Linked DNA regions of Homo sapiens: all the other regions are linked to region 2. The links are chromatin contacts, found by Hi-C or POLR2A ChIA-PET in ENCODE. All regions are on one chromosome and are shown on one strand. The core of a region is the stretch at or near the end of the contact, and the rest is flanking DNA. Distances in the headings are between cores, read along the strand shown.

What was found. A loop is a pair of places that touch in the nucleus more often than their neighbours do. ChIA-PET counts read pairs that join two places held with the same protein, here RNA polymerase II (POLR2A). Pooled maps may share reads with other maps.
Region 1: a pooled map shows a loop between it and region 2 (4-fold over the local background). The contact joins the promoter of ZNF780B here to the enhancer-like site in region 2. A Hi-C loop is called at or near these places in 6 of 50 pooled maps. POLR2A ChIA-PET finds 5 or more read pairs at or near these places in 2 of 52 experiments (OCI-LY7 and RWPE1).
Region 3: a loop to region 2 is called in a pooled map, with 5 times the contacts of the local background. The contact joins the promoter of ZNF780A here to the enhancer-like site in region 2. A Hi-C loop is called at or near these places in 1 of 168 maps with a recorded cell type or tissue (CD8-positive, alpha-beta T cell), 1 of 37 single-sample maps with no recorded cell type and 9 of 50 pooled maps. POLR2A ChIA-PET finds 5 or more read pairs at or near these places in 3 of 52 experiments (GM12878, OCI-LY7 and Panc1).

Annotation. Positions count from the first base shown.
Region 1 is chr19:40,054,078-40,057,678 of GRCh38, forward strand. ZNF780B (zinc finger protein 780B) reads right to left here and starts at 2,154. Exons shown (of 5, transcript NM_001005851.3): 1 at 2,112-2,154. RefSeq lists an enhancer at 2,014-2,143.
Region 2 is chr19:39,791,935-39,795,348 of GRCh38, forward strand. No RefSeq gene overlaps it. Among named protein-coding and RNA genes, the nearest start is that of LEUTX, 15 kb to the left of the region's middle. Within about 2 kb of position 1,442, at least 2 of the 41 ENCODE cell types and tissues checked have a DNase peak (open chromatin) inside an H3K27ac peak, as active enhancers do; they include GM12878, where a contact is called at or near this core.
Region 3 is chr19:40,089,259-40,092,693 of GRCh38, forward strand. ZNF780A (zinc finger protein 780A) reads right to left here and starts at 1,685. Exons shown (of 6, transcript NM_001142578.2): 1 at 1,648-1,685; 2 at 908-977. RefSeq lists an enhancer at 1,418-1,959 and a silencer at 1,507-1,836.

The sequences.
Region 1 (3,601 bases), core at 904-3,403, 260 kb after region 2:
GGGAGGCAGAGGTTGCAGTGAACCGAGATCACGCCACTGCACTCCAGCCTGGGCAACAGAGTAAGACACTCTCTCTCAAAAAAAGAAAACACTTGATATCATAGAATTAGAGAAGAGAATGGTGTTTACAGGTCGGGGGTAATGTGGGTGAGGGAGGGAAGATGGTGTTGGCTGGGGAAATGTTGGTCAAAGGATATAAAATTTCAGGAAGATAAGAGAAATAAGCTCAAGAAATCTATTACACAACAACGTATCTACTATTAATAACTACTATTAATAACTATTCTGTAGTGCTAAGAGAGTGGATATTAAGTGTTCTCACCACAAAAATGATAACTATGTGAGGTAATGCATTGCTAATTAGCTAGATTTAGTCATTCCACAATGTACATATACTATAAAACATCATGTTGCACACGATAAATACATACAATTTTATCTGTCAATTTAAAAAGAACTTCTGTCCTAGATCATTTGAGCAACTCACTCATTTTCTTACTATGCAAGCAGCAATCACAATGAATCACATATTCCCAATGCTCCTGTCCTATAGAAAGTCAAGGGAAATGACCTAAAATGACCACACGAAAACAAAAGCTAAAACATTAAACATTTATTATTATATGCCTAGCACTGCTCTAAGAGGTTTTAGAGTATTAATTCATTCTAATGTTCATTACAAGCCTGAGAAGACCAGAAACGGACAGAACAAACATTCCAACCCAGATACTCTGGATCCACTCCCCTATTCTTAACCGCAACAGCGTACTGCCTCTCACAGTTCACACAAATAGCCCAAAATGCAACCGGAACTGCCGAATCTCACAGAGATCTGGCAAGTATTACAATTATCATCTCATGGACTCTCCCGAAAAATCCTGACTCTGGTTGATACCAATTTCTGTGCAATCACTTTCCGATTCCTGAAAGCCTCACAGACGAATGGAAATCACCCAACCATCTCCATTCTTCCCTACTTGGAAAAGGAGGCCTGTAAAGAGTCAGAAACCTGGCGTGTGATTCCACAAACTAATCTTCTTTTCAAAGCAGAGTCTAAAATAAAGCTTTAATATAAACCTCTGGAGGACTATTTTTATACCAGCTTAGAAGAAGAGAGCGTACAGGAAGGTGTGAACGATTTGCCAAATGGCTCTGTGAATATTAAATGGCAAGGTGGGGAGCGGGCGGGGTGGGGAACGGCTCGCTGGGAGGCGGCACAATGGGAGGGGGCAAGAATCAATTTGCATATTCTCCTGAAATTCACTAAAAATTTACAGGAACCTCTATATTCTAAAATCAAAAACGCATTTCTTGAACAAATACAAAGCACAAACTCACCCTTGACTTAAGTGTGCAACAATAACGCTCTCATCCTCCTCTCGGTCCTTCTTTTGGATAATAATACGACTGGAGAAGGATACGGCAAGCGTGAGACTCCAGGCTTTTCTTGGAGCGCAGACTAAGTTTGAAAGCACCCTCCATGGCCACAACTTCCCTCACTTCGTACGAAATGAGAAGGAAATAAAAGGAGGAGGAATCGGTCTGAGTTCGAAGCTGGTTCCTGGGGACAGATCTCTGAGGGACGCTGGGTTCTCAACATGTAGCTGCCCTCCTGGGGGACCCTCAAGAGGCACTTCCAGCTCTCATATTCCCACCCCGAGTCCAGATCTGCGCCTTCTTGTGCAAAGCTTCATTCTCGGTTCAATATCTAACCTCCCTACTGGGGACATTTTCATTCCTCTGCTGCAGCCTCTGCAGCTTTGAAGGGGAAAGACGGAGGAAGCAGCAGGAGCCTAGTACCACCGGCACAGTGACACTCACACAGCCCCAGCAAAACGCACTGCGTCCACACGCCGTCCCGGTCCTGTGCACAGGGCCTCACGCACACACTCACACAGTCCCCTCCGTCACTCAAGATCGCGCAATCCCCATCCTTTGATGCCCGCGCACACGCACGCCTAAGGATCTGGCAGATTCCGTCTGCGCCCCGGGTTCCTCCTCTGAGCGCCTCGCTCTCGCCCACCCGCACTGCCGGGTCGGTCAGGTTCGAGTCCCAGTCCACGAAGACCTCCCGCAGCCACCGATTTCTTCCTAGGACGTGAAGACCTTACCCAGCTAGGTCGTCAACCCCAGGAGACAGGAAGTGGAACCGCTAATTCCGGTGCGGTGGCCTCTGGGAAATACAGTCCTGAGCAGAAAGAACCTCAGAAGTCTTGGTCTATGGTCTGTTCAGGTTGATCCCAGCATACATTGGGGGCTCCTAAGGGACCCGAGCCTAATGGATTTGTGGGAGTTCCAGACCGTGGGGTGCAGAGGTTGCGGCCACGGGCGAGAATCCCCATCTGAGAGGAGCGTTGCTGTTTTCGGTGCGTCAGGGTAAATTACCTTTTCTCTCTATGCAAAAGAATGCAAATGAGCAGAACTTTTAAAGAAGAATTTAAAGTAAAATTACGTCAAAATGTAGCTGCTTTGACCTCTTCGTCTCAGATCCGAGCATAGGCTTCCCCTTTGTGCTATTTGAAGGGACTTAGGATAAATTTGAAAAGCCTGAACTAAAGAAATGGTTGGAGAGACTCCGTCTCAAAAAAAAAAAAAAAAAGAAAGAAAGAAAGAAAAGGAATCGTTGGTTTTATACTAGAAGAGGAAGTGTGGTTTACATGAGAGATTTCAGAATCAAATATACTTGATTCTTCAAGACAATCTTCCTGTTATCTGGAGAGAAAAACGTGATTCAGGACGGCATGGAAACAGATAAAAGTACACAGAGAATTACTTGCCTTATCTTGAAGGATGAATAATTAACACATTTTCTTAAAACAGTCTAAATAAATGCCAAAGGGGGTTTGTTTTTCGTAGGAAAAGCTTGATTTCACTGTTGTAATCTAGCAACATTGAACTTTCAAAATGATTTTTGTAGTTTCCTATGCTATATAAAGCGGAAACGTGGAATAATGAAGAGCAAAATGTCTTTTCATTCCCGACTGTGACAGAAAACAGATAGCAAGATAACAAACTTAATTGGATCAATGATCACATTAAGTGTAACTGGTCTAACACCTTAACTTAAGAAGGTTGTCAGGTTGGATTTTTTTTTTAAAAGTCAGACCCAAATACGTGCTACCTACAGGTAATACTTAAAATATAAAAGCACTAATAGGTTAAAAGTAAAAGGATGGAAAAATATATAAAATCCTAACACTAGTCAAAAGAAAGCTGGAGTGGCTATATTAAAAACAAAGTGACTTCACCAAAAAGACTATATCAGGGATAAAGAAAGTTACATCATCATAATGATGAAGGATACAGTTCATCCAGTGGAAAGAACAAACCTAAATTATGCTCTTAATACAGCTTCTAAGTATGTGAGTAAAAACCTGTTAGATCAATAAAGTAACAGACAAATCCACAATTATAATCAGATATTTCAACATATCTCTCTTGGTAATTGATAGAACTAATGCAGAAAAGCAACAGGGTATAGATTATCTAAACAACATATCAACCTGCTTGATCTCATTTACACTTCTGGAACACTCTTCTCAAAGACAGTAAAATTCATCTTAGGTGGACAGGAGACACTTTCCAGCGTATACCATATTCT
Region 2 (3,414 bases), core at 192-2,691:
TCTATGCAGCTATAAACAAGAAGGTAAAGCTGCAGGGGCTGACCTGGAGGCCTCAAGATGTATCGATAAACCAGGATGGTAGCAGCTGCGGAACTGTGAGGTGCAGCGGTCCCCAATGTTTTTGGCACCAGGAACTGGTTTCGTGGAAGAAAATTTTTCCACAGACGGCAGCGGTGGGGTGGGTGGGTTGGGGTGGGGGATTGTTTGGGGAAAATTCAAGCATAATACATTTATTGTGCACTTTATTTCTATTATTATTACATTATAATATATCATCAAATAAGTATACAACTCACCATAATGTCAAATCTAATGGGAGCCCTGAACTTGTTTTCCTGCAACTAGATGGTCCCATCTGGGGGTGATGGGAGACAGTGACAGATCATCAGGCATTCGATTCTCATAAGGAGCATGCAACCTAGATCCCTCGAATGCGCAGTTCACAATAGAGTTTGCGCTCCTGTGAGAATCTAGTGCCCAAGCTGACCTGACAGGAGGCGGAGCTCAGGCTGTAATGCCAGCGATGGGGAGTGGCTGCAAATATAGATGAAGCTTTGCTGGCTGGCCCGCTGCTCACCTCCTGCTGTGGCGGTCTGGTTCCTAACAGGCCACCATGGGTACCCGTCTGTGGGGGTGGGGAGCGGGGGTGTTGGGGACCCCTGGTATAGAGTGCTCTCTTGTAACCCACCCATCCTCTGAGTGCAGATTTGCAAATACAACCACGTTCTCTAGAAGGGACCCTATGAGCTGGAGGATAAGACCACAGCCTGGAGTTTTGCTTTTGACTTTCGTAATGTTTAGGCATTTTTTATGGTGAGCATAGCTTACTTCTGAAATTTAATAAACGACTGTATTAAGCGGTGAAATAGTGAGTACACGGTTGTTTACTTTGTTATTCTGTTTGCATGAACATTTAAGAAAAATAAAACATTGAGAATTGTTGGTGGCAGGTGTGGTGGGAGCTTTTTAAAACAACAACAACAACAAAAGCTGTTCCCTACATGTAACAGGGATGTCTGTCTTCGGAGGAATTGGTGAGCTGCATCTCACCCCCCGGTGAAGCAAGGGGTCGTGGTGGTGGAACTTGACTGGGAAGTGGGAACTGATCCTGGGGAGCAATCCCAGAAGCCTGGGGCTAAGCCATGTCCTGAGAGTTTGGGAAATGAATGTATTAAGCAGCCCAGATGCCTAACTCCAGGGTCACCACCAGCCTTTGAGCTCCAGGGGGCGCTCCGCGAACATCCCATGAAAGCGCGCGGGGCGCTTGGGATGATGTTTGCAGGGGAACTGAGCCAGGCTGTGGTCCTCTGTGCCATCTCCTGCCGGTGGGCAGCACTCCTGTTGTGCACAGGGACCCCTGTTTCCTAGGTCCACAAACTGGTCGGGAAACACGAGTTGACCCGGCCGCCCCAACCTGCTTTCTAACAAGAGGTTCTGTCCAAGTTCCCCGCTCGACTTTCAATATGTCACTCAGCGCTTAAGCCTCACCCCTTATCCTTGATGTCCAATCAGGAGCGAGGGTTGGATCCCCAGGGGCCTGGGGAGGCAGAGGGTTCTTTTTTTTTTTTTTTAAACCTAAAAATTTAAATGAAGATGAAAATGGAAGATTCTTCATGGAAGTTTTAATGGCAACAATTAGTCTACGAAAAAATAGGAAGTCTGAATGGACCAATAACCAAAGAACTTACAAAGGAAGTAAAAGATCTAAGAAAGTCCTAGAAGGTTTTATGGGCAAATTCTGCTATACATTCCGACAAATCGTAATTGTACTGTCTCCTTAATTTTTCTGTAAATCTAAAACCATTCTAAAATAAAAAATTTATTTTAAAAATGTATCCAATCCCCCTCGTCCAAACCTTTGAAATGCTAAAGATTTCTTTTAAAACCCTCAATATCTCTGATTATTTTGTTAAGGTTTTTGTTTAAGACTATCTATTGAAGGCAGGGCACGGTGGCTCACACCTGTAATACCAGCACTTTGGAAGGCCAAGGCTGGAGGATCACCTGAGGTCAGGAGTTCGACACCACTCTGGCCAACATGGTGAAACCCTGTCTCTACTAAAAATACAAAAATTAGCCAGGCGTGGTGGCCCTCGCCTGTAATACCAGCTCAGCTACTCAGGAGGCTGAGGTGGGAGAATCGCTTGAACCTGGGAGGCGGAGGTTGCAGTAAGCCGAGATCGCACCACTGCACTCCAGCTTAGGCGAGAGAGGGAGACTCCTCTGTCTCAAAAAAAAAAAAAAAAAAAAGAGAGAGAGAGAGCATCTATTGAAGAGTGAGTTTTCTTACAATGCCCAAAGCAACTGTCTCCTTCTTTCCCTGGCCCTCTCCATGTCTGTATTCACATAGAGTCTACATAATGGGCAAATTGTGATTAACAACTTTGTCTCCTGCCTTTAAAAAAAAATCCTAAAATCCTATCATACTCCAGGCCGTCTCCACGTCTGCTTAATGAACTGTCTTAATTTTTATTTATTTATTTATTTATTTATTTATTTATTTATTTATTTATTGAGACAGAGTCTCGCTCTGTTGCCAGGCTGGAGTGCAGTGGCGTGATCTTGGCTCACTGCGATCTGCGCCTCCCGGGTTCAAGTGATTCTCCCACTTCAGCCTCCCGAATAGCTGGGATTACAGGCACGCGCCGCCACACCCAGCTAATTTTTGTATTTTTGGTAGAGACGGGGTTTCACCATGTTGGCAAGATGGTCTCGATTACCTGACCTCGTGATCCACCCGCCTCTGCCTCCCAAAGTGCTGGGATTAACAGGCATGGGTCACTGTGCCCGGCCGAACTGTCTTAATTTTTGAGAGTAGGTTTATTACACTGCTCGATGGACAAAAAAATTGGGCACTCTTCTAAAGCTCAGGGGAAAGGGTGCCAAGAGAGGAGTCCCAGGGAAGAGATGTTCAGAGAACATCATACCACCCCACCTGCTCTCTTTTTTTTTTTTTTCTTCAGGAAATGAGGTCTCATTATGTTTCTCAGGCTGGCCTCGAACTCCTGGCTGCAAGCCATCCTCCCTCCTCAGCCTCCTGAGTAGCTGGGATTCCAGCTGTGAGCCACCACGCCTGGCTTGACTTTTATAATGCCTTCTCCTTTGACAGTTTGAAGCCTCTTGGTTAAAGCAAAGGGGGACCTGGAGGGTGACTTCAGTGGGAAGCGGGAAGAGTGACTGGAAACTGGTCCCTTCTGCTGCATGTCTCAGTGTAAGTGTCAAGAAGTGCTGGGGTAACGTTAGCCACTTCCTCTCTGCAACCAGCCCCCAGGCGCTTCACTTCTCTCTTTCCTCCACCTGAGATGACACAGTTGTGGTTAAGGCCCTGGACCAAGAGGTTAGCCTAAATGAGAGTCCCATCTCTGCAACTTCTACCTGGATGAATTTGAGCAAGTGATTCACCTCTCTGAGCTT
Region 3 (3,435 bases), core at 435-2,934, 300 kb after region 2:
CCATAAAACTTCATGTTGCACATGATAAATACATACAATTATATCTGTCGATTTAAAAAGAAAGAATTTCTGTCCTAGATCATTTGAGCCCCTCACTCATTTTCTTAATATACAACCAGCAGTCGCAATGAATCACATATTCCCAATGCTCCTGTTCTGTAGAGAGTCAAGGGGAATGACTTAAAATGACTACACAAAAAACAACAGTTAAAACATATTAAACATTATTATATGCCTAGCACTGCTCTAAGGGGCTTTACGATATTAATTCATTCTAATGACAGAACCAATATTCCAACCCAGATACTCTGGATCCACTCCCCTATTCTTAACCACAACAGTGTACTGCCTCTCACAGTACACACACACACACACACACACACACTCACACACACACGCCTAAAACACAACTGGAGCTGCCAAACCTCAGAGAGATCTGGCAAGTATTACAAATATCATCTCATGGACTCCCTGGAAAAATCCTGGCTCTTGTTGATACCAATTTCTGTGCGGTCACTTTTCCACTACCGAATGCCTCACAGGCAATGGAGATCATCCAACCATCTCCATTCTTCCCTGTTTTGAAAAGGAGGTCTGTAAAGACCAACTGATGTCTAGTGTGTGATTCCACCTAAACACTAATCTCCTCCTTCCCAAATATGGGTCTAAAATGGAGCTTTAATATTAACTACTGGAGGTGTATTTCTATACCAGCTTCGAAAAAGAGAGCGCACAGGAAGGTGTGAACGATTTGCCAAATTGTTTTGTGACTATTAAGTGGAAAGGTGAAGGAGGGGGCACGAATCAATTTGCATATCCCCCTAGTTTCACTGAAAATTTAAGGGGAAATCTCAATATTCTAAAATCAAAAACGCATGTCTTGAACAAATACAAAGCACAAACTCACCCTTGACTTTAGGTGTGCAGCAGTAACGCTCTCATCCTCCTCCAGGTCCTTCTTTTGGATAAAAATACGACTGGAGAAGGATACGGCAAGCGTGAGACTCCAGGCATTTCTTGGAGCGCAGACTAAGTTTGAAAACACCCTCCCTCCATAGCCACAATTTCCCTCACTTCACACGAAATAGGAAGGAAGTAAAAGGAAGAGGAATCGATTCAACCAGTACAACCAGTTTGGAGCTGGTTTCTGGGGACAGAGCTCTGAGGACGCTGTGGTTCTCAACATGTAGCTGCCCCCCTGGGGAACACTCGGGGGCACTTCTGCGCTTTCTTGTGTAAAGCTTCATTCTCGGCTCAATATCTGACCTCCCTACTGGGGCCATTCCTCTGCTGCAGTCCCCGCAGCTGTGAAGCGGAAAGAGGGAGGAAGCAGCAGGAGCCTAGGGGCACCGGCACAGTGTCACTCAGCAAAGTGCGCTGCGTCCACACGCCCTCCCGGGCCTGTGCATAGAACCTCACGCACACACTCACAGTCCCCTCCGTCACTCATGATCTCACAATCCCCCTCCTCTGATACCCGCGCACACACACGCCTGGGGATCCGGCAGATCCCGTCTGCACCCCCGGGTTCCTACTCTGAGCGCCTCCCCCTAGGCCACCCGCACTGTCGGGTCAGTCAGGCTGGAGCCCCAATCCGCAGAGATCTCCCGCAGCCACAGATCTCTTCCTCAGACGTGAAGACCTTACCCCGCTATGTCGTCGACCCCGGAGACCGGAAGTGGACTGGCGCGGTGGCCGCTGGGAAATACAGTCCCGAACAGAAAAAGCCTCAGAAGCCTTGAGCTGTGATCCGTTCAGGTTGATCCCAGCATACTATGGGGGCTGACCCCTAAGGGAGCCGAGCCTAGTGGATTCGTGGGAGTTCCAGCCCGCGGGGTGCACAGGTTGTTGCCATGAGCAAGGATCCCCATGTGAGAAGAGCGTTTCCCTCTCGGAGCGTCAGTATAATTTACTTTTTCTCTCCATGGAGAATGCAAATGAGCAGAACTTTTAAAGAAGAAAGAAGAATTTAAAGTAAAATTATGTCAACATGTAGGTGCTTTAACTCCTTTGTCTCAGACCCCAGCGATAGGCTTCCACTTCTCTGTGCTATTTGAAGGGGACTTAGGATAAATTTGAAAAGCTTGAACTAAAGAATTGGTTGGTTATATACTAGGAGAGGAAGTGTGGTTCACATTGGAGATTTCAGAATCAAATGTCCTGGATTCTTCGAGACAATGTTCCTGTTATCTGGAGAGAAAAACGTGATTCAGGACGACATGGAAACGGATAAAAATACACAGATAATTACTTGCCTTATCTTGAAGGATGAATAATTAACACTTTGTTAAAATAGTATAAACAAATGCAAAAAAGGGCTTGCTTTTCCTAGGAAGAGCCTGATTTCACTGTTGTAGTCTAACAATATTTAACTTTCAAAATCATTTTTCTAGTTTCCTATGCTACATAAGGAGGAAACATGTAATAATAAAGAGCAAAACGTCTTTTCATTCCAGAATTGTGACAGAAAACAAATAAGATGATTAACTCAACCATATCAATAATCACATTAAATGTAAATGGTCTAAACACCTTAATTTAAAAAGATTGTCAGATTGGATTTTTTAAAAAGTCAGACCCAAATGTGCATCAATGATAGACTGGATTAAGAAAATGTGGCACATATACACCATGGAATACTATGCAGCCATAAAAAGGATGAGTTCATGTCGTTTGTAGGGACATGGATGAAGCTGGAAACCATCATTCTGAGCAAACTATCGCAAGGACAGAAAACCAAACACCAAATGTTCTCAGTCATAGGTGAGAATTGAACAATGAGAACACTTGGACACAGGGTGGAGAACATCACACACCGGGGCCTATAGTGGGGTCGGGGGAGGGGGAAGGGATAGCATTAGAAGATATACCTAATGTAAATGACGAGTTAATGGGTGCAGCACACCAACATGGCACATGTATACATATGTAACAAACCTGCACTTTGTGCACATGTACCCTAGAACTTAAAGTATAATAAAAAAAGATAATTAAATAAATAAATAAACAAAAAGTCAGACCCAAATGGGTGCTACCTACAGGTAATATGTTAAATGAAAAGCACTAAAAGGTTAAGAGTAAAAGGATGGAAAAATATACACCATCCTAACACTAGTCAAAAGAAAGCTGGAGTGGCTTTATTAAAAACAAAGTAGACTCCGGACATAGACTATTACCAGAGATAAAGAAGGGCATAATAATGATAAAGGAGATAGCTCATCGAGTAGAAAAAAACAAACATAAATTTTGCTCCTAAAAGCAAAGCTTCTAAGTATGGGAAGAAAAATCTATTAGATCGAAAAGGAGACAGATCCACAATTATAGTCAGATATTTCAATATATCTCTCTTGGTAATTGATAGAACAAACACAGAAAAGCAACAGGGTATAGCAGATTTGAGCTACATATCAACTTACTTGATCTCATTTATATTTG